5 separate regions of the Homo sapiens genome follow, and regions 2, 3, 4 and 5 are each linked to region 1. The links are chromatin loops, found by intact Hi-C in ENCODE. Cell type or tissue: CD4-positive, alpha-beta T cell. All regions are shown on one strand.

Region 1 (4,000 bases):
CTGGTTCGCTCCCAAGCCCCCACCTGGAGAGTCAGTATTATCTCAAGACTGTGACACTGATAATAAGAAAGTTTTGTGCATTCAGCAGTATTGACTGAGCATCTGCTATGTGCCAGGCACTGTTCTGGGCACTGAGGACACAGAGTGGATGTAAAAAACCAAGCCCTTGCTCTCAGGTTGCTTACCCAGGTCTGGGAATCATACACACCAGACAATTGCACTCCCTCAAACACCGATTAATCACTCTAGCAAGGAACCAAAACTGGATTCAGGAACTTAAAACCACACCCCCTACAGCGAAGACCTATTTGGCACTTACGGCCTCGGTACTTTACACACACCACCTCATCGACTCCTCACAGCTGCCCTAGGAGATCAGCATCCCCGTTTCACAGCTGGGGACACTGAGGCTCACGAGGTGAAGGAGGGGAACTATAGCCTCCAGGTAACCACAACCATCCCAGAGCTCAGGACACTGTGGGAACTACCACCCCTAACAAGCCTTCTTTGCCCACTAAGTCGGACTGTCTTAAGATCTCCTGTCTTTGGGTTTCAGGTGGACTCTGCCCTGGGGGCTGGTATTTTCCTGCAAGGCCACCAAGTGAACCAGCAGGACAGGACAGAGCCCACATGGAGAAGGAGAATAGAGGCTCAGGTTGCACCCTTTACCCGGGACCCAAAAGGCAAAGGGCAGGGGCAGTGGTGCTGGCTTCTAGTTCCCATTTTCCATCTGGGGCCTTGGCTGGACTGGGCTAGGCTGAGGGAGTGCGGGAAGAGGGTCTGAAAGTGGACCGCCTTCCCAATGCGCCCAGGAACTTCCACACGACATACAGGGGAGGGGCTTCCTCTCGTAGAGCCCAAACTGAGGGAGGAATTGGTGCCAAGCTCTGTATGTCTGATGTCACCTCACAAAACAGCTCCCCCGACAACCCTCACCCCTGTCCTAAAAGGAGGAAAAACTTTAGGTGGTTTCCCCTAGAAAGAGGCCCTGGAATTTTGCAACTCCATCTTCAAAACCCTCTCCTTGTCCCCGCCTCACCAGGCTTCCTACCCTTGGAGGGGGAGATGGGAGTCTTTGATCTGGAATGGGCGAATTCTGAGGGAAGAAGGAAGGGTTTGTAGGTCCCATGAGGGAGAGGCTGGAAGCGTTCAAAGAGAAGGCTTATGAAATGGGGGGATTCATTGTAAGGGGAGCGAGTTGAGAGCCATCAGAAAGCGCCAGGGATGAAGGACTTTGGGGAAGAAGGGGCAGGAGGCTTTGGGGGAGATGGTGGATTACAGAATGCCTAAGGGAGATGGAAGATCATCCGTGTTGGGGGCACGGATGATCAGGGGGCATTTGGGGGATATGTAGGACTGTGAGGTGTCTAGGGAGAGGGAGGATTTGGGGAGGACAGGCAGGATGTGACATGTTTAGAGCGGAGAGGACTTGGGAGTGGTCCGGGAAAGGGAGAATTTAGGGTGAGTGGAGGGAAAGAGGATCTTGGGTGCCTGGGGAAACAGTACTTAGGGGTGTCTAGGGCAGAGATGGTTAGGGGATGCTCGGGGGAAGGAGGATTCGGGTGCGCGTGGGGCTGCGGGCCGCCTCCCCCCTCCATTCCGGCTCACCGAAGAAGGGCGGCAGGTGGGACACCGCCTCGAGGAAGGGCCCGGTCTCGATCTGCTTGTCCGCGGGCAGCGGCTTCAGCAAGTGTTCGGCCAGCAGCGCCATTTCGGGGTCGAGGCCCGCGGTGATGCCCCAGCCGGCGCCGCGGGCGTCGACACCGCCCCCCCGGCCGCCGCCGTCAGCGCCGGGGCCGTCACAGCCGCCCGCCGCAGGCTCCGGGGACGCCAGCGTCGCCACTTCCGCCCGCACGGCGCCCTCGTAGCCGAGCGCTCAGCGCCGCCCGCCGGCCGAGCGCCTAAACTGCCGGGCGCGCCGCCCCGCCCCCGCTCACCGGCTCCCAATCCGCGCCCGCCGCCGAGGTCTCCGCGCCCCCATTGGCCGGGGGGCCGGCCGGGGGCGGGACGCAGAGGAGGTGCGCCGGTTCATGGGTCCCGGAGGGCCCAAGTGAGCCGCTCCCAGGTGAGTCTTCCCCAGGTGTGCCTCCCGCCGCCCCCGGTTTGGCCCCCCAATCCGGGCGGGCCGACTCGGGCCAGGTCACAGCTCACAACCCGCCCACCAGCTCGGGTTACAGCCCCACCCAGCCAACGCTCCCCAGGACCCCCGTTTCCCCCAAAATTGTACCCCAGTAACCCCAAGTGACCTGGGTGGACACTGCTCTCCTGTTGGTCACGGTTCTCTTTCGCTACAACCGACGAGGACGCTCGATTGCTTGATTCTTGGTCTTCAATGACCTTATACCTGTTGAACACTGCTGAAGTCACAGTCTAACTCAGCCACTGCCCTGCTGGACAACTCCTGCTTCCCGAAATCTGGGGTCCAGTCTGCCCTCAACAGTCTGATGTTACCTGTTGTGAGGCAGAAAAATAGGGCCTGGAGGCAGGGAACATAAGGCTGACTTCCTAGACCTAAATCAAAAAGCACCTTAGCAATGACAGGAATGTAAACGGCTTTGCAACTTCACTTCATCCTCTCCATTCACGCCCTTTACACTTTGTAACTTCACATTCATCCTCTCCATTTACACAGACCACACACTCCAAGAAACATCCTCTCCATTTATACTTTGTAACTTCACATTCATCCTCTCCCACCAAGTAACATCCTCTCCATTTGCACATCCTCTCCATTTGCAATAGGGCACATTCTGAGTAAATGACTCTGTGACTTCACTTCATTCTCTTCATTTACATAGAATATTCACCAAGTAACCAATGGGAAACCTCTAGAGTATTGAGACCCTAGAAAATTCTGTAAGCAGAGCTCTTGAGCCTCTACGCTCAAGCCTGCTCCCAAACTGTGGGGTGGACTTTTCGTTCTCAGTAAATCCTTGCTTTTGCTTTCCTTGCTTCGTTTGTGTGTTTTCTCCAAGATGCCAAGTACCTGGACACCTTCTACTGGTAACAGCTGGAGCCAGCCCAGTTTATACCAATTCACCCACAACCTGGACACTTGTTTCCCAAACCTAATGTCTCTCCAACAGCCCAGGGTCCAGCTTCTCACACCTTGAATCACAAGTCATCTCAGCCACAACCCACCTAGATGCTTATGTCCTAAACCCAATGCCCAGCTTATGCAAAAATCTAACACACCATTGTTGAGAGCCTCTTATTCATTCCAGAATAAACATTTGCCATCCTTCCCACCCCTCCCCCACCCTCCACCACTATGTGTCATGCACTGCACTGGGCACTGAGGATAAAGTGAATGATACAGCAAAATCCCTGCCCTTGTGGAGCTGACAATCTGGTTGGGAACACAACACAATGCAATACACAAATTGGTAAGACAACTTCAGACACTGATGAGTATGTGAAGAAAATAAAACAGTGTAGTGACGGAGGATGACTGAAGCCTGTTGGCTGAGATCGGATGTAGGGGTTTGGGAGCAGTACCTCTGAAGAGGTGATATTTGAGCTGAGACCTAGAGGAGAAGTAGGATAGAGCCAGGTCAAAGACTTGGGGTGTGAGTCTGGCCAACATGGTGAAACCCCATCTCTACTAACAAATACAAAAGTTAGCTGGGTGTGGTGGCAGGAGCCTGTAATCCCAGCTACTCAGGAGGCTGAGGCAGGGAGAATTGCTTGAACCAGGGAGGTGGAGGTTGCAGTGAGCCAAGACCGTGCCATTGCACTCCAGCCAGAGCGAGCGAGACTCCGTCTAAAAAAAAAAAAAAAAAAAGACTTGGGGTGTGAGGCACATGAGCAAAAGCCTTAAGGTAACAAAGAGCTTAGTGTGGTGCAAGGAATCGGGGGGCCAGGGGAGGAAATGGGAATGGGTAAGTGAGGGCAAGAGTGAGTAGGGTGATAGGAGTTGAGGTCAGGGAGGTGGGCAGAGGCTGGAGTATATTGGGGCAGGAAGGGAGTGGTGAAGAGTTTGGATTTTTTTTTTTTTTTT
Region 2 (4,000 bases), 300 kb before region 1:
TCTGAAATTTTGCAGGCAGAAGGCAAAGTGGATTTTAACTTTTAGCTGATCGATGGTGGCTGTTCCCAGGCTTAGTGGGAGAGCATGCCAAGGTTGATTAGCAGTGTCTGGCAAGGGCATGGCTAGGAGTGGCCTCTGTGCTTATGTTTGCTCTCTTCTTAGCACGTGGGTCCTGGCCCCTTTGCCACTCACCCTCAGGCTTATTGCTTTTGTCATTTATTCTATAGGTAGCACTGGCTGTATCCTTGAACTTGAGAACATTCCTCCGGCTTCAACCCCACAGCAATGGGAAAGTGGACCTCAGCTTACCCAACATTGGTATCAAGCGGGCCTGGGATGTGGCCAGGCTTCAGTCACTGGACACAAGCTTTCTGGGTGAGTGCAAGGAGGAGAAACCAGGTGTGCTAAGAGCCTACAGAGAGGGCAGCTGGCCAGGTATTCTGGGCTGTCCCCAAGGGAGCCAGGGGCCAGCTATTTCCCGGGTGTTTTCTACCCTGACCTCATAAAATTAGCTTCACTCATTTTATTTTTTTAAAATTTATAGGTGTAAAACAATGCATTGGATCTCTGTGGGCTGTTGTGGACAGATCATCAAGGCCTATTGTTGAGTGAAAAAAATGCAAAACAGCAAACATACGTATTTAAGTATAAATATGTGTATAAATGATAGAAAAGGTCTCGGGGGCATAGACATCAGATTGGCAGTGGTGATTAGTTCTCCTGGGAGAGACCTAGGGCCAGAGAGTAGACAAAGTGACACATGTTTTAAATAAGGAGAATATATTGGCATTTTGTATAATTAAAAATTGATAAAAGTAGGCCAGGCACAGTGGCTCATGCCTGTAATTCCAGCACTTTGGGAGGCCAAGGCGGGCGGATCATCTGAGGTCAGGAGTTCGAGACCAGCCTGGCCAACATGTCGAAACCATGTCTCTACTAAAAATACAAAAATTAGCTGGGTGTGGTGGCACACACCTGTAATCTCAGCTACTCAGGAGGCTGAGGTAGGAGAATCGCTTGAACCTGGGAGGCAGAGGTTGCAGTGAGCCAAGATTGCGCCATTGCACTCCAGCCTGGGGGACAGGGCAAGACTCCATCTCAAAAAAAAAAAAAAAAATTTAATAAAAGTACAAGTTACCTATGCTTATTATTGGAAAATATAGTCAATACTGGGACATTGTAATTTTAAAAATCACCTATTATTTCCCTTCTCCTTTCCCTGACCCCAGTAATGACTCTAAGCATTTAGGCATTAATCCTTCTGGGTGATTTTCTGTAGATTGATAGAAAGATTGATAGAGACAGGGAGATATCTTGGTTTTTTAACCAAAATTGGGTCAGGCCATATAAACCATTCAGAAGTACTGATTTTTTCTTTGTGTGTCACGTGTGTGTGCTGATTTTTGACAGCACTGTGAAGATTTCATCCACTCATAAGCAGGCCAGCTTTTTCCATCAGTGGAGTCCCCTGTACCTGCCCCAGAGCTGACGTGTGTTTTCTCTGTTGTCAGTTTACTGTCTGCTCCCTGGGCTGAATGAAGCCTTGCTCTTTGGAACAGTGTTTCTCAGCCAGGATGGGGTAAATGAGAATCTTTTTGGGTTTTTTCCTTACACTGCACCTGAACCCTTGACACCTGCTTCCCATTCCCCATGAGAAACCACAGTCACTCCCATATGCCGTATGGGGATGGAGGAAGAGTTGAAAATTCTCATTTCACTTGTTGAGATGGGGTCTCACTGTGTTGCCCAGGCTGGTCTGGAACTCCTGGGCTCAAGCAGTTTTCCACTTTCCCACCTTGGGCTCCCAAAGTGCTGGGGTTACAGGTGAGAGCCACTGTGCCCAGCCAAAATCCTCATTTTAGAGCAGCCCTTTTTAACTTCATCATATCTTGGAATCACCCAGGAGTTTTTTGTGATGGTGGTGGTGGTTTTTTTTAACCAATACAGATGGATGGGCTCCTGGCTCCGCCCCTCTCTTATTGGGAGTTGGTAGTGGTGGTAGGAGTTTTTGAAAGGGGTTCCTTGGGTGATTCTGGGGACACCTCAGTTAAAAGCCACTCCTTTGGAGCGTGCATCTGAAAACAACCAGCCAGAGCACATGGAACTTGCTTTCCAAGGTGCACAGGGCCACCCAGCCAGACCAGAAATGTCTCCTGAGAACCAGCTGCAACTTGTGTATGTCAGTAGCTTGGGGTGGAAGCAGCCAGGTATGGGGGAACATGTCTCAGACCACTCCAACTCCCTCAGTGAACCTGGGGCAGGTCACTTCATCCTCTGGGCCTCGGAGCAGAGACATGTTTCCTGACTGAGGGCTGCCATGAGGATCCGACGACACTGGAGGCAGGCATTAGGGGTGCGACACAGAGTGCATTATGTAGGGAAGGGCTTGTTAGTTTTGGAGCTCTGGGAGACATACTATCTTCTAGGTTGCAAAGATCTACCATCTTTCTTTCAGTGTCCTTTTGCTCCCTCCTGATAGTAATAAACATTGAACTTTTTTTTTTTTTTTAAGAGGCAGGGTCTTACTATGTTGCCCAGGCTGGTCCCAAATTCCTGGGCTCAAGTGTTCTTCTGCCTTAGCCTCCCGAGTAGCTGGGAATATAAGCACATACCACTGCACCGTGCTACTACAGTGAACACTTATTGGGCACTTACGTGTGCCAGGCACTAAGTGTGTTCACATATGTTAGCACTCTTAGAATTCGCCAGCATTCCCTGGAAGTAGGTGGTGGTATTCATCCCCATTGTACAGATCTGAAAATTAAAGTTCAGAGGTCAAGTGGCTCAGGTTACACTTGTTGGTGACACTGAAAGGATTCAGACCCAGGTTTCTCCTAGCCCCAAAGTCCAGGCTCTTAACAGCTGTTCCATCTCGATTACAAAGCTCTGAAATACCTGGGTTCTCAATGATGCCATGACTTGGCCATTTGAGTATATCATTAATCCATTCAACACACATTTACCCAGTACTTAACCAGTGCCCGAAGTTTCCTAACACACGCATGCCCAATTCCATTTCCCAGTCCCTTGAGAATGTGACCTGAGGCTCAGCGAGTGATTTGTAAAGGTGAGCTGGCCAGAAAGGCTCTGCCTTCTCAGTGTCTCAGAGGAAAGTGGCCCAGGTTCCTGTACATCCCTGGGAACAACCTGCCTCACCTTCCCCTTCTGCCCAGGCACCGCCTCGCATTTACACTGTCCTATTCCTGATGATTATCTTTTGGAGGAGGGAAATATTTTGGGGGTTAACTTAACACTCTTTTGATTTTGGTTTTATACAATGGAAGGTGAAACCTAGGCCCTTGTGCGATTGAGCCAGCATTCTCTGTGTGTGTCTGTGTGTCTGTGTGTGTTTGTTTTAAGACTACAATTTTTTTTTTTTTTTTTTTTGAGACAGGGTCTCACTCTGTTATGCAGCCTGGAGTACAGTGGTGCGACCACAGCTCACTGTTTCTTCAACCTCCTGGGCTCAAGCGATCCTCCTGCCTCAGCCTTCTGAGTAGCTGGGACCACAGGTGTGCGCCACCATGCCTGGCTAGTTTTTGTACTTTCTGTAGAGTTGGGGTTTCGCCATGTTACCTAGGCTGGTCTCAAACTCCTAGGCACAAGTGATCTGCCCACCTTGGCCTCCCAAAGTACTGGGGTTACAGGCATAAGCGCCTGCACCCAACCTTAAAACTACTGTTAATTAGCACTTACTACATGCCAGGTGCTGTGCTAAAAAGTTTACACCCCTTATTTAACTTTACGTTCCTGACAACCGTAAGAAGAGGCACTGTTGTTATCCCTGTTTTACCAAGGTGGGAAACAGGTTCAGGGAGGTTAAGTCACACGGCCAGTAAATGGCACAGTTGGGACTCAAACCCAAGTCTGCCTAAAGCCAATGAACAGACTTGGGTGTGGGGTTCAGACCATAAATTCGTGTCCATCCATGTTCCAATTCCAGTGACTAGTCGATTTTCTGTGTTCTGTTGTTTATAAAGCACCAAAGTCCCTCTCACCC
Region 3 (4,000 bases), 450 kb before region 1:
ACAGGAAAGAACCCAGTGAGTTGTGGATCATTATGAACTGGGCTCAGGGAAAGGAGGCTGGGAGCCAAAGCAAGGTGGCAGTGGGTTGGGATCCTAAACACCACCACAAGCTTGCTCGATGTCCTCTGGATGTGAATCATTTTCCTTTCTAAATGATAGAAGTTGGCCAGATGTTACAGGCTTATGCCTGTAATCCCAGCCCTTTGGGAGGTTGAGGCAGGCGGATCACTTGAACCCAGGAATTGGAAACCAGTTTGGGCAACATGGCAAAACCCCGTCTCTACAAAAAATGCGAAAATTAGCCAGGCATGGTGGCGTGTCTCTACTAAACATACAAACACTAGCTGGGTGTGGTGGAACATGTCTGTAGTCCCATCTACTTGGGAGGCTGAGGTGGGAGGATCAATTGATCCCAGGAGTTCAAGGCTGCAGTGAGCCATGACTGTGCCACTGCACTCCAGTATGGGTGACAGAGTGAGACCCTATCTCAAAAAATAATAATAATAGAAGGTAAATGAATGCCTTTGGTGGTTCAGAGTGAGCATTTCTCAGAGGTTGTTCAGTTTCAGGAGCAACACAGCTGAGTCAGGCAGGTGTCAGAGGCGAAGGGAGTCAACGTCACTCTTTTCTAGCCAAGGAACAGTCTTCGAAAATGATCTATGACTTGGGTAGTTTCTAAGCTCTTGCCATGGTCTATAATATAGTTGTTAGGAACCATTATAATGAACTATAATGGACCATCAGAGGCTCACAGAGGCTAGGCAGGAAAAGCAAATGAGTGAAGCAGACAGGTTGAAAGGCAATAGGCAGTGGGGAGGACTGTGGCAAACTGGAGAAGGCACATTCTGTCTAAAGGGGCAACAGCGCTACTCCTCTCCTGCCAGCTGTTGCCATGTGGGACTCTGGCCTCAGGATAGCCAGATCTCAGGACTTTTCAGAGGAACCAGAAATTTAATTTTTTCCTATAAAATTCCCCCATTTAAAAAGCACAATTGGGCTGGGCATATGGTGGCTCATGCCTGTAATCCCAGCATTTTGGGAGGCCGAGGCGGGTGGATCACCTAAGGTCAAGAGTTCGAGACCAGCCTGGCCAACACGGTGAAACCACGTCTCTACTAAAAATACAAAAATTAGCCAGGCATGGTGGTGTGCACCTGTAATCCCCACTACTTGGGAGGCTGAGGCAGGAGAATCACTTGAACCCAGGAGGCAGAGGTTGCAGTGAGCCGAGATTGTGCCACTGCACTCCAGCCTGGGCAAAAAGAATGAAACCCCATCTCAAAAAAAAAAAAAAAAAAAAATTAAGACCTCACGAAATGAGTCTGGGGCCAGACCCAGCCCACTGAACTTCAGCTTGCAGCCTGTGATCTGCCTTGGTTGATATGAAGCCATGGGATCCTTTCCTGTCATTCTCTGTTCTATTTCTCCAAAGGCAAATTTGATGACTTCCTCATAAGGCATCAGATCAAATACCTGGGGCTGATGGAGCACCTGCGGGTGAGACGGGCTGGTTTTGCATACCGAAGGAAATACGAGCATTTCTTGCAAAGGTAAAATGTGCTTTATTGATCTGAAGCCAATAGTCATGTGCCTACTACATGAGAATCTCTGGGGTTTAGTGGTAAATAAAATGGCATCCCTTAGGAAGGCTCAGTTTGGTTGTTAACTGCTGTAGTTATGACAGCTAAAAACACTAACATTTGGGAGAACATAAAAACCCAACTCTGGCTGGGTGCGGTGGCTCATGCCTGTAATCCCAGCATTTTGGGAGGCCGAGGTGGGAGGATTGCTTGAGGCCAGGAGTTCGAGACCGTCCTGGGCAACATGGCAAAACCCAATCTCTACAAAAAAAAAAAAAAAAAAAAAAAAAAAAATATATATATATATATATATATATATATTAGATGGGTGTGGTGGTACACACCTGTAGTCCCAGCTACTCAGAAGGCTGAGGTGGGAGGATCACCTGAGCCTGGGAGGTTGAGGCTGCGGTGAACTTGAGATCGTACCACTGCACTCCAGCCTGGGTGACAGAATGAGAACCATCTCAAAAACAAAACAAAACAACAAAAAAAAAAACTCACAAAAATTCAGTTTACCATCTTCTGTTCATTTCACTAATCCCTGACTGTTTACAGTCAAGGGCAAGGCCAAGTGCGTAGATCTGCCACCAGGGGGCAGCCGTGGGCAGTGCCCCACAGGCCTCTGAATTAGCAGGAGAAGCTAAGTCCATTTGTGACCGTAGGGCCTGGTTTAGTGCCTTAGCGCAACGGGCTGTCAAGAGCAGCAGGTTAGCGGTGGGGACATGGGTTTTCAAACCACATGAACTTGGATCATAATCCTCATTCTCTTATAGCTGTGACCTGTCATTTCCCTTATCTGTAGGATTAAATTGTCTGGGATCAGGGAGTTTGTAAAGATTTAATGAACTATTTCTACGCCTACTCTCACCATCCCCCAAATTGCTTATACACCAACACTTCTTCAATGATGGGCTGTGTGTGAATTTATGCTACCAAAATAGCAACACACTCTCAAGCATAATAAATGGTCACTTTGTTGGGTCAGAATGGTTGAATAGCAGAAATTTCATGTGGTTCAACCAATATTTTGAGTGTAGTCATTTGAGACTCTTTGCCTTTATTTTTCCTGGATGTACCTCCTTTGCCCACCATTTTTGCCCATCCGCTACTTATTCATTCATCTTCATCCCAAATCTGACTTCTGCGGCAGATGGCAGGGCAACAGCCACTGCCCACCTCACCCCCCTCCAAACATATACACACTTGATGTTCCCATCTACCTGTGTTTTTTTGAACTTCATACATCTCTTGTCTATTTTTGCTGCTTTCTGAGGCTCATTCATTCTTTCCATAAAATCTAGTGAGCAGGCCGGGCATGTTGCCTCACACCTGTAATTCCAGCACTTGGGGAGGCCAAGGTGGGCAGATCACTTGAGGTCAGAAGTTCAAGACCAGCCTGACCAACATGGTGAAATCCTGTCTGCTAAAAACACAAAAATCAGCCAGGCATAGTGGCGCATGCCTGTAATTCCAGCTACTCAGGAGGCTGAAGCATGAGAATCATTTGAACCCGGGAGGCAGAGGTTGCAGTGAGCTGAAATCACACCACTGCACTCCAGCCTGGGTGATAGAATGAGACTCTGTATCAAAACAAACAAAAACTGGTGAGCAGCTATCTGAGCTAGCACTGTCCTAGGTGCTGGGGTGATGTCAGAGAACAGAACAGACCCCATCCCTGTCCTCATGGAATTTACTTTCTATGGGGGAGACCAACAATAACAAAGACGTAAAGTTGGCCCTCCACACCCGCGGGTTCCACATCTGAGGATTCACCCAACTATGGATTCAAAATGCTTTTAAAAATACAATAAAAATAACAATACAACAATAATAATACAAATTAAAAAGCAATATAGTCTAATATCTATTTATGTAGTATTTACATAGTATTAGGTATAATAAGTAATTTAGAGATGATTTAAAGTGTACAGGAAGATGTACTCAGGTTATATGCAAACACTATGCCATTTTTTATTAGAGACTTGAACATCCGTGGATTTTGTATCCATGGGGGTCCTGGAACCAATTCCCCACATACGATGAGGGGTGACTGCATAAGGCCAGGCAGGGATATGTTATTTGAAGAAAAGTGAATCCAGGTAAGGGGAAAGAGTGGCCAGGCTCCCTCCTTAGGTAAGGGGGTCACTCTCTGAGTGAGGAAGTGAGCCATGAGGACATTTGGTGTCTTAGTCTGTTTGGGCTGCTGTAACGAAACACTACACTGGGTGGCTTCTAACCAACAGAAACTTTTCACAGTTCTGGAGGATGGGAAGTCCAAGATCAAGGCACTGGCAGACTCAGTGTCTGGTGAGGGCCAGCTTCCTTGTTTGTAGATGGTGCCTTCTCGCTGTGTCTTCACATAGTTGATGATGTAGTCATAAGGGCACTAATCTCATTTATGAGTGCTCCACCCTTGT
Region 4 (4,000 bases), 360 kb before region 1:
TGAAATTAAGGCTCTGGGAGCAGGAAAGGGGTCATTTGTCCTGTTGACTGCTCTGAACAGCTGCTTGGTTAAACATGTTCTCATTGCTGGAGACCCAGCAGTGTCTTCCTTTACCCCATGAGAGCTAGAGTATCCTGGGCTAGAGCATCCACCTCTTCATGTCCCTTTGAAATGAGGACAGGAGCTGCCAGTCACAGCGGCTGCACTAACACTCTCAGGTCTGTGCAAACTCCATTTGTCCCAGCAGGCACTTTGCTGAGACTCTCAACTGTGATTGTAGTATATAAGTGGAGTGGAGGTGTTACATTTACTGAGTTATGTAGAGAAATACTTTTATCACAGAGCCAGAAGTTCTTTGTAGACAGAAACTTACAAGATACCACTGAAGTGACCCACCTGAGCTAAATCCGTTGTCTGGAACTACCACTATACGGTGACTCCATGTAAATTAGAGATAGGTACCCAGTCCTCATATGTCAGAAAATTGTCACAATACATTGGTTTTGTTGGTACAAGACCGTGCCTCCAATCTGCTGGAACATGGTTGTCATAAACTTAACTACCTACGATGTCTGTGTTATCCATGCCACAGCCTCCCCTGGGCTTGTATAGTGCACAGCCTACCCATACATGCTCATCCTGCCAGCGATAGAATTGGTGACTGAGCCACAGTCCCCATTCCCTGGAGAGGCTTGGCTTCATTTATTTGCCATGTTTGCACTTCAGACCTTTTTATCACACTCCAGCTGCAGTTCCCCATGAGCCTGTCCTGTAGTGTAGGACAGTCACGGGATCCCCTGAAGTATGTGGCCAGATAGCCACCCCCACCAGCAGATGGCTTCTGGCAGCAGCTGTTCCTCCTCACGTGTCTTCATTTTCTCCCTCGGTGCATCGTACCTTGTTTGTGTCACTCCTTACTGGAGAGCTTGTTTGAGTGCCCCTGGCCACTGGTGATCAATGCCGAGAGCTGCTAGGAAGGCAGTGTGTGCTGAACAGTGGATGTTTCTGACATTCTTCAAGGTAGGCATAAGGAATTGAAGGGCCCACTGGGCCCTGCAGGCCATGTGAAGGAGTAAAGCTGGCTGAGTGGGTCTCATTACAGGAGCATTCTGTTTGCGTGCTAGACATATAGAAATAATCTCCACTTCTGCGCCCTCCTGTTCTTGAAACAGCCCTCTTGGTCTGTGTAGCTCTACTTGAGAAAAATAGCCCCCACGAGTGAGTTGATAAATGGCAACTGACACCCAGCCTCAGTGTTGGGGAGCAGTTGGAAGCACGTGCCTCCCCAGAAGAGGCCACCGCCACTCAGCTCCTCCAGACCTGCCATGTGACGAGGTGGGCTCCATAACGCTCTTGAGTTTTTAAGAGAAGGCCAAAATTCAGATCTTCCATGTTGTGAACTAATTGAACTCTGTAAAGTGCCTAGAAAGTCAGATAACACCTGTCTTTCCACCAAATTCAACCTGTGGGCCACCCATTTGCAACCTCTGCTTTTGATTCAGAAAAAGCCCAATTGTGTGGTAGGGACTCCCTTTCTAGCACTTCCCTCTGCAGACCCAGATGCATCTCCCTTGTCTCTAGAAATCCTCAGCCCCACTACCCATCACGCCTACCCAGACGTGGCCAGCACCCACCCATGGGAAGAGTCTGGGGTGGTATAGATTGCAGTATCTCCTGAGAGTGGCAGAATCCGACTCCCTTCACAAATATCATTGCTTATTGGAAATTCACTTGACATCCCAGTTACTCTGGCCCTACTTTTTAAAGCATATCCCTCAGGGATGGCAAAAGAGATGTCTGTCTTAGGCTTTAGGCAAAGTCCCTTTTCCTCTTTACTTTCCACTGGAGAAGGGGAGAGGGTTGTTCATTGTTATCCCAGTTGTCGTAATCTGGTGGCTTGGTTATTAGAATATGAGAGCCCAGGGGCCTTTGCTGGATTTGGACACAAGGGGGCGTCAGTAAGCTGATCTCAGACTCATGCTCTCCTGGGCATTGTTTCCTTTTTTATGGTTAGTATTGAGGGCTATGCTTCTCTATTAGGCTTCCAGATATTAAAGTCCTGTAGGAAGGCTCTTCTTCCCAGAGGGTGAGTTTGGGCTGGAACTCTAGTATTCAGAACCGGAAGGATCCTCAAACATACTCTTACCCAGTCCTTTCCCCTGTCTCTGTCAAAGGCAGAACTGAGGCCAGAGAACTTCAGTCAAGGTCACTTGGATATCAGTGATAGAGCTGGGCCTGGAAGCCAGGCATCCCTTTTCTAGCTCAGTATTCCCTGTGTGTGCATGTTGAGATGCAGTGAAGAAGAGGAACGCTGACTCACATTCACCTCCCAAGAGGCATGGATATAATCCTCGCATATCCACGCCAGTTCCCAGAAGGCAGGAAATGTATCACAAGAGGCAGTCCCCTCTAAACGTTTAAACAAAGAGGCTGGTGTGGAGCTGATCAAGCAAGACTGAGATTTGAATCCAGTAAACGCTCCTTGAGCTAGGCCATGTGCCACTTGCTTTCACATGTACCATCCCATTTCATCCACATAACCACAAACGCATCTACTAATGCGTGTGAAGGCTGGGGAGGCATAATTTTAAAGCAGGTTGGAGGAACTCCTGCAGGCAGACAGGAACTTGATGGAATTCTCCATCCGTTCTCATCTCAGTGCCAAGATAATTATCTTAAATTTAGGCAGAATGGTTTAAATGCTGTTACAGCTGCCTGTTGACTTCCTGTTTCTCCCTTTTGTCATCTAACTTAATGATTCTCAAACTTTATGTACATAAAAAGTCCTTCTCAGGTTTGCCTCCACAAAACTGTGCTCCTGTTCCCACATGTGACTTAGGGGTCTTGAGAGGTAATTTTCCCTTGCCCACTAACTTTGAAGCCTAACCCCTGAATCGGGGCACCATAGGATAGTCCTTTGGGGATCACTGGGTGAACATGGCAGGAAGGCAGCAAGGGTTCCCCAAAACAGGTCTCGCCACACTGGCATACTGCTCGTTTGCTTTGTGATGAGGGGACCAGACGGCAGCCGAGTGGATGCTGTGGAGACAGCCTGTCTAACCTGCGAAGCATGTGACAGTGTTACAGTTGTAGCTGAAAGGGAGAAATGTGGCATGGCCTTCATAGGACAGCAGGGTTGATTGGTCACTTGTTCCATCACAGTGTCTGAAGACATCAGTTTCACCTGGTGATTGGGCCTCTCAAGTCGGGCCAACAGACTCTTCCCTGGGCCCTGTGCTGTTCAGCACTGTTTTTATAGTCACTGCTCTGAAATAAAAACCTCAGCACCCCAAGTACTAGGAATGCATTAGATGATGGAACCAGAAGCCAGGAAGGCCTCAACAGATTAGAATCAAGAGACAAACTAAACAGATGATTTAGTAGGAGAACTCCAAAGTTGTGGTTCTGGGGCTGTGCATGTTGAGGTCTGGATGGAGTAGATGTGCTGAATGGCTGTGTCCTAACAGAGCTGACCACCAGCCAGAAGTCCAGGCCCAGCACCACCCCCACATCTCGGTCTCTGCTCCCTGCGTTGATCCCTGCCATCCACCTGCTCTGCTGCCAATAGAAAGATCTGACAGAAAGTCAGCCCTGTTACTCTTTGCCTAAAACCTTCTGCAGCTCCCATTACCTTCAGGATGTCCCCTAAATTCCTCAGCATGACTTGCAGGCACTTCATGATTGGGAAGGCAGCGGGAGATGAGGGGTGATGGGTAATTCTTTTCATTTTACAGTGTTCTGTAGGTTTGATTTTTTTTTTTTTTCTTTTTTCTTTTTTTTACCATGAGCTAAAGATACTCTTAGCATTGAGAGAGAGAGAAATGTATCTTGTCCCGGTTTCTTTCATCCTTTGTCTGATGGCCAGGAGCTTGTCATGACTCATTTTGTCTAACTTCCCCATCTCACTGCTCTGTCCCCTTGAGGTCAGTCTCCCCTTGCCAAGGAGTGATACTGTCACATCCCCAAATGAATCTTTGCTTTTAATCAGCACTCATTCAAA
Region 5 (4,000 bases), 75 kb before region 1:
GGTGCTTTGAAATGTGAGAGGCTTCAGCCTACAGATTGGTATTTATTTAATTAATCTTATTTGGGAAGATTTTGTATTTATTTTTATTTATTAATATCCTTTTTTTTGAGAGAGAGGGTCTCGCTCTGTCATCCAGCCTGGGGTATAGTTGTGCAATCCTAGCTCATTGCAGCCTCCGATTCCTGGGCTCAAGTGATCCTCCCACCTCAGCCTCCCAAGTAGCAGCTAAGACTACAGGTGTGCACCTCCATGCTCAACTAATTTTTTAATTTTTATTTTCGTAGAGAAGGGATCTCACTCTGTTACCCAGGCTGGTCTCAAACACCTGGCCTCAAGTGATCCTCCCACCTCAGCCTCCCAAAGTGCTGGGATTACAGATGTGAGCCACCACACCTGGCCCTCGAAAAGATTTATGTAAAGTGCTTCATAAACAAATAAATGGTTAGAATGCTGGGTTAAACAAAGCCAATCATAATTCCTTACTACAGGACTTCTCAGAGCCTTTCATACACTAACAGGGACTGTGAACCTGTAAAAGCAAGACACACTAGGCAGCATTCACCCACCTGTCAGAGCATCGAATCCTTTTCCCATGAAGCATTTACACTGGTGCCCCTAGAAGGGAGTGGAGGGGTGCAGCGTTCCCCAAAGTGTGGGACTGTGTGCCACAGTGGATGTGAACTGACCTTAGGGGATCCAGGAGAGAATCTTGGGGGTTCTAGGGGGTGCAACAATAATAACCCTGAAGGTTTCATCCACTATCGAATCTTTCTCATGAAGTCAACTCTCCGTTTGGTACTAGCGGGTCCTTAACACCTCTCACTAACGCTTGCTGATGTCTCTTTGCAAGTTTCTTTCTGTTGTAGCTATTTTTATGGTTACCTGAGTTGATTTATATCTCAAAAGAGTAAGTTGAAAACTCCCCTGTGAATCAAGGACAGGGCAAAATCAGCCAGGGGCTCAGGAATGGCCAGAGGGTGGGAGACGCAGGTGTGGGTTCAGGTGCCCGTTCTGAAGCCAGGCACCTCAGGTTTGAGGCCTGGCTTTGCTCCCCACAGCTGTATGACCATTTCTCTGCTTAGGGTCCTTTCTGGCTAAATTAAAGCTATGAAGGGAAATCAAAGAGCTAATCAGTGTTTGTTGATTAGCCCAGTACCAGGCAGATAGCAGTCTTTGATAAATATTACTGTTGCTGTTATCAATCCATGAGACGGGATTTAGGAACCGTCTCCCTAAATGCCGGGAATCAGTGGGGCAGACTCAAGAGACCTGAATTCTAGTCTCAGCCCTTCCAGGAGCAGGGTTGTTTGGGACAAGTCTTGTTCCCAGTTGCTTTCCCGCTGTCCACCTGGCGCCCAGCTCAGAGGCGACACCAAACCTCTCATGGAATAATGTGGCCCAGCCACCATCCCTCTCACATGCCTAAGACACCTCCTTTATTTCCCTCATTTCCCCCAGCCTCTCTGGCCTTCCTTTATCCACTTTCCACATAGCAGCTGGAATGGTCATTTCAGACTGCAATAGACCACGGTGAACTACAGGGTCTTTGCACCTGCTGTCTCTGAACCCCCACCCCAATCTGAAACATTCTTCCCTCCTCTTTTCACCTGGTTAACTGCAACTCACTCAGACTCTGCTCAAGTGTTACCTCCTCCAGGAAGCTCTCCTGGATTTTCCCTGACTAGGTCAAATCCTCCAGTACAGCCTTTTGTTGACACCTGTTACAGTTCATAACTGTGTGCTTATTTATGTGGTTGCTTGGTCAATGATGGTCCTGTCCAGGAGCCTGTGGGCACCTTGAGGGCAGGGTGATGTCTGCTTTGCTCACTATCATTCGGCCTCTGCCAAGCACAGTGCCTGGTATGTGGTAGGTGCCCAACAACCATTTGCTGAGTTAACACACATTGAATGAAGGCGAGAGCTGGGCACCCCAGGTAATTCCAAACCATAGGTGACCCAAAGTGGAACTAGAGACCCTGGATTCGGGCTTTCAGACACAGGTTATAGACCCAGGGAGGGGACGCCTGGGTCCTGGGAGAAGATGTCAGGAGCAGCATCTTCCCAGAGATGAGGTGGAACATGCAGTTCCAGGAACCAGCCACCAGGTGGCGAAGTGGCTCTGCCCAGGGTGGGGTGCTGTAGCCAGGGGCTCTAAATTGACAATTGCCAAATTGGAGGTTGTGAAACTCTGCGGAGGGGAGGTGGGGGCACAGGAGGGCGTCCCAGACTTCCCTGATAATCAGATGAGCTCATGACCTTTTAGCCATGCAGGGACGGATCCAGGTTTTGTGGGACGTAGACTAGGTCGAGGACCTCAGAAAGGGCCTTAGCCAGGGGCCCTGGCACTTAATTAGTATCATGGACCTCACAGTAAGTCTCCCTCTATGCACATACGCTAGCCTCTGCAATTTCAGAGACCCACCTCCAAAGCCTATCTTAGAGTCCCCCACCCACACTCATGCACAGACACACATGCATCTGGGTTCCTGGACTATGCTAGAAGCCCCCAACTCAGTCCTGAATTCAGAAGAAGCCAGAGGCCTTGACAAGCTAGCCTGGTGCTGAAGGCACAGGTGCCAGCATCCATCTCCCAGGATTCGCTCTACCCCAAGATTCCGCACTTTTGCCTCACGTACTTGGTGGACCAGGAGAGGCCATTTGGCCAGGGCTTAAACATGGGTTATCTCCGAATGAGATTACTCATGCCATCACTGAGCTACTCCAGGAGCAGAGAGAAGCCCCGTCCTCCCACAGCTCTAAACTTGTGCCTCCAAACGAGGCCACGTCGCGTGGCCAGGAACCATGAATGAATATTTTTCATAAATCCAGCAATTGTATTTTCTTTTTTTTTTTGAGACAGAGTCTCGCTCTTTCGCCCAGGCTGGAGTGCAGTGGTGCAATCTCGGCTCACTGCAACCCCCACCTCCCAGGTTCAAGTGATTCTCCTGGCTCAGCTTCCTAAGTAGCTGAAATTACAGGTGTGTGCCACTAAGCCTGGCTTTTTTTTTTTTTTTTTTGTATTTTTAGTAGAGACAGGTTTTTACCATGTTGGCAAGGCTGGTCTCAAACTCCTGACCTTAGGTGATCCACCCGCCTCAGCCTCCCAAAGTGCTGGGATTATAGGCATGAGCCACCGCACCCGGCCCCAGTAATTGTCTCCTGATGGACACAATGATACTGCATCGTATTGTTTCAGGGTAAGAATGAGGTTGAGGCCAGCCTCAGTGGCTCATGCCTGTAATCCCAGCACTTTGGGAGGTTGAGGCAGGAGGATCGCTTGAAGCCAGGAGTTTGATACCAGCCTGGGCAACATAGTGAGACCTGTCTCTTAAAAAAAAAGAAAAAAAAAAATTTAGCCAGGCATGGTAGCTTGCACCTGTAGTCCCAACTACTCTCGAGGCCGAAGCAGGAGGATTGCTTGAGGCCAGAAGTTCAAGGCTGCAGGGAGCTGTGATCACACCACAGCATTCCAGCCTGGGTGACAGAATGAGACCCTATCTCAAAAAAAAAAAAGAAAAAAAAAAAAAAAACAGGTTGATAAAGGTATATGTGGATGATGTAGCACAGACTTGTTCACCCTGTTTGGGAACTTAATTTACTTAAAGTAACTGAAGTCTTAAAAAATGTCCTCTTCTGGCTGGGCACAGTGGCTCATGCCTATAATCCCAGCACTTCGGGAGGCCAAGGCGGGCAGATCACCTGAGGTCGAGAGTTCAAGACCAACCTGACCAACATGGAGCGACCCCGTCTCTACTAAAAATACAAAATTAGCCGGGCGTGGTGGCGCATGCCTGTAATCCCAGCTACTTGGGAGGCTGAGGCAGGAGAATCACTTGAACCCAGGAGGCGGAGGTTGCAGTGAGCAGAGATCATGCCATTGCACTCCAGCCTGGGCAACAAGAATGAAACTCTGTCTCAAAAAAAAAAAAAAAAGCCTCTTCTGACATCCCTGAAGCCTCCTCAGACTTAGGCTGTAGACCAACCATGGTCCGCCTTCCAA

Evidence for each region. A loop is a pair of places that touch in the nucleus more often than their neighbours do. Peaks named below come from ENCODE experiments on the same cell type or tissue, not always from the same donor. Only the 100,000 strongest peaks of a DNase experiment are listed, where the experiment ranks them.
Region 2: it touches region 1 in a loop (4-fold over the local background); 8 of 110 quality-filtered maps call a loop at or near these places.
Region 3: a loop joins it to region 1, with 12 times the contacts of the local background. A loop is called at or near these places in 9 of 110 quality-filtered maps.
Region 4: a loop joins it to region 1, with 3 times the contacts of the local background. A loop is called at or near these places in 8 of 110 quality-filtered maps.
Region 5: a loop joins it to region 1, with 11 times the contacts of the local background. A loop is called at or near these places in 84 of 110 quality-filtered maps.

What each region holds. Positions count from the first base shown.
Region 1 is chr12:109,878,664-109,882,663 of GRCh38, forward strand. GLTP (glycolipid transfer protein) reads right to left here and starts at 1,878. Exons shown (of 5, transcript NM_016433.4): 1 at 1,609-1,878. The coding sequence starts at 1,711. LOC124903012 (a long non-coding RNA gene) reads right to left here and starts at 2,738. Exons shown (of 3, transcript XR_007063455.1): 1 at 2,698-2,738; 2 at 2,452-2,511; 3 at 2,235-2,344. It also overlaps a transcript of TCHP not described here. RefSeq lists a silencer at 1,586-2,135 and an enhancer at 2,460-2,961. In CD4-positive, alpha-beta T cell, no CTCF peak of the experiment used is centred here; DNase peaks (open chromatin) are centred at 298, 878 and 1,898; H3K4me3 peaks cover 2,195 bases; H3K27ac peaks cover 916 bases.
Region 2 is chr12:109,575,771-109,579,770 of GRCh38, forward strand. MVK (mevalonate kinase) reads left to right here. Exons shown (of 11, transcript NM_000431.4): 3 at 228-375. Among named protein-coding and RNA genes, the nearest start is that of MVK, 4.0 kb to the left of the region's middle. In CD4-positive, alpha-beta T cell, no CTCF peak of the experiment used is centred here; no DNase peak of the experiment used is centred here.
Region 3 is chr12:109,426,037-109,430,036 of GRCh38, forward strand. MYO1H (myosin IH) reads left to right here. Exons shown (of 32, transcript NM_001101421.4): 18 at 1-15; 19 at 1,433-1,550. Among named protein-coding and RNA genes, the nearest start is that of KCTD10, 49 kb to the right of the region's middle. In CD4-positive, alpha-beta T cell, CTCF peaks have their summits at 2,180 (motif pointing right) and 2,380; a DNase peak (open chromatin) is centred at 2,175.
Region 4 is chr12:109,516,994-109,520,993 of GRCh38, forward strand. The region is part of intron 19 of UBE3B (ubiquitin protein ligase E3B); the gene reads left to right. Among named protein-coding and RNA genes, the nearest start is that of UBE3B, 41 kb to the left of the region's middle. In CD4-positive, alpha-beta T cell, CTCF peaks have their summits at 1,953 (motif pointing right) and 2,164; a DNase peak (open chromatin) is centred at 1,958.
Region 5 is chr12:109,803,360-109,807,359 of GRCh38, forward strand. The region is part of intron 3 of TRPV4 (transient receptor potential cation channel subfamily V member 4); the gene reads right to left. Among named protein-coding and RNA genes, the nearest start is that of MIR4497, 28 kb to the right of the region's middle. In CD4-positive, alpha-beta T cell, CTCF peaks have their summits at 2,107 (motif pointing right) and 2,307; a DNase peak (open chromatin) is centred at 2,112.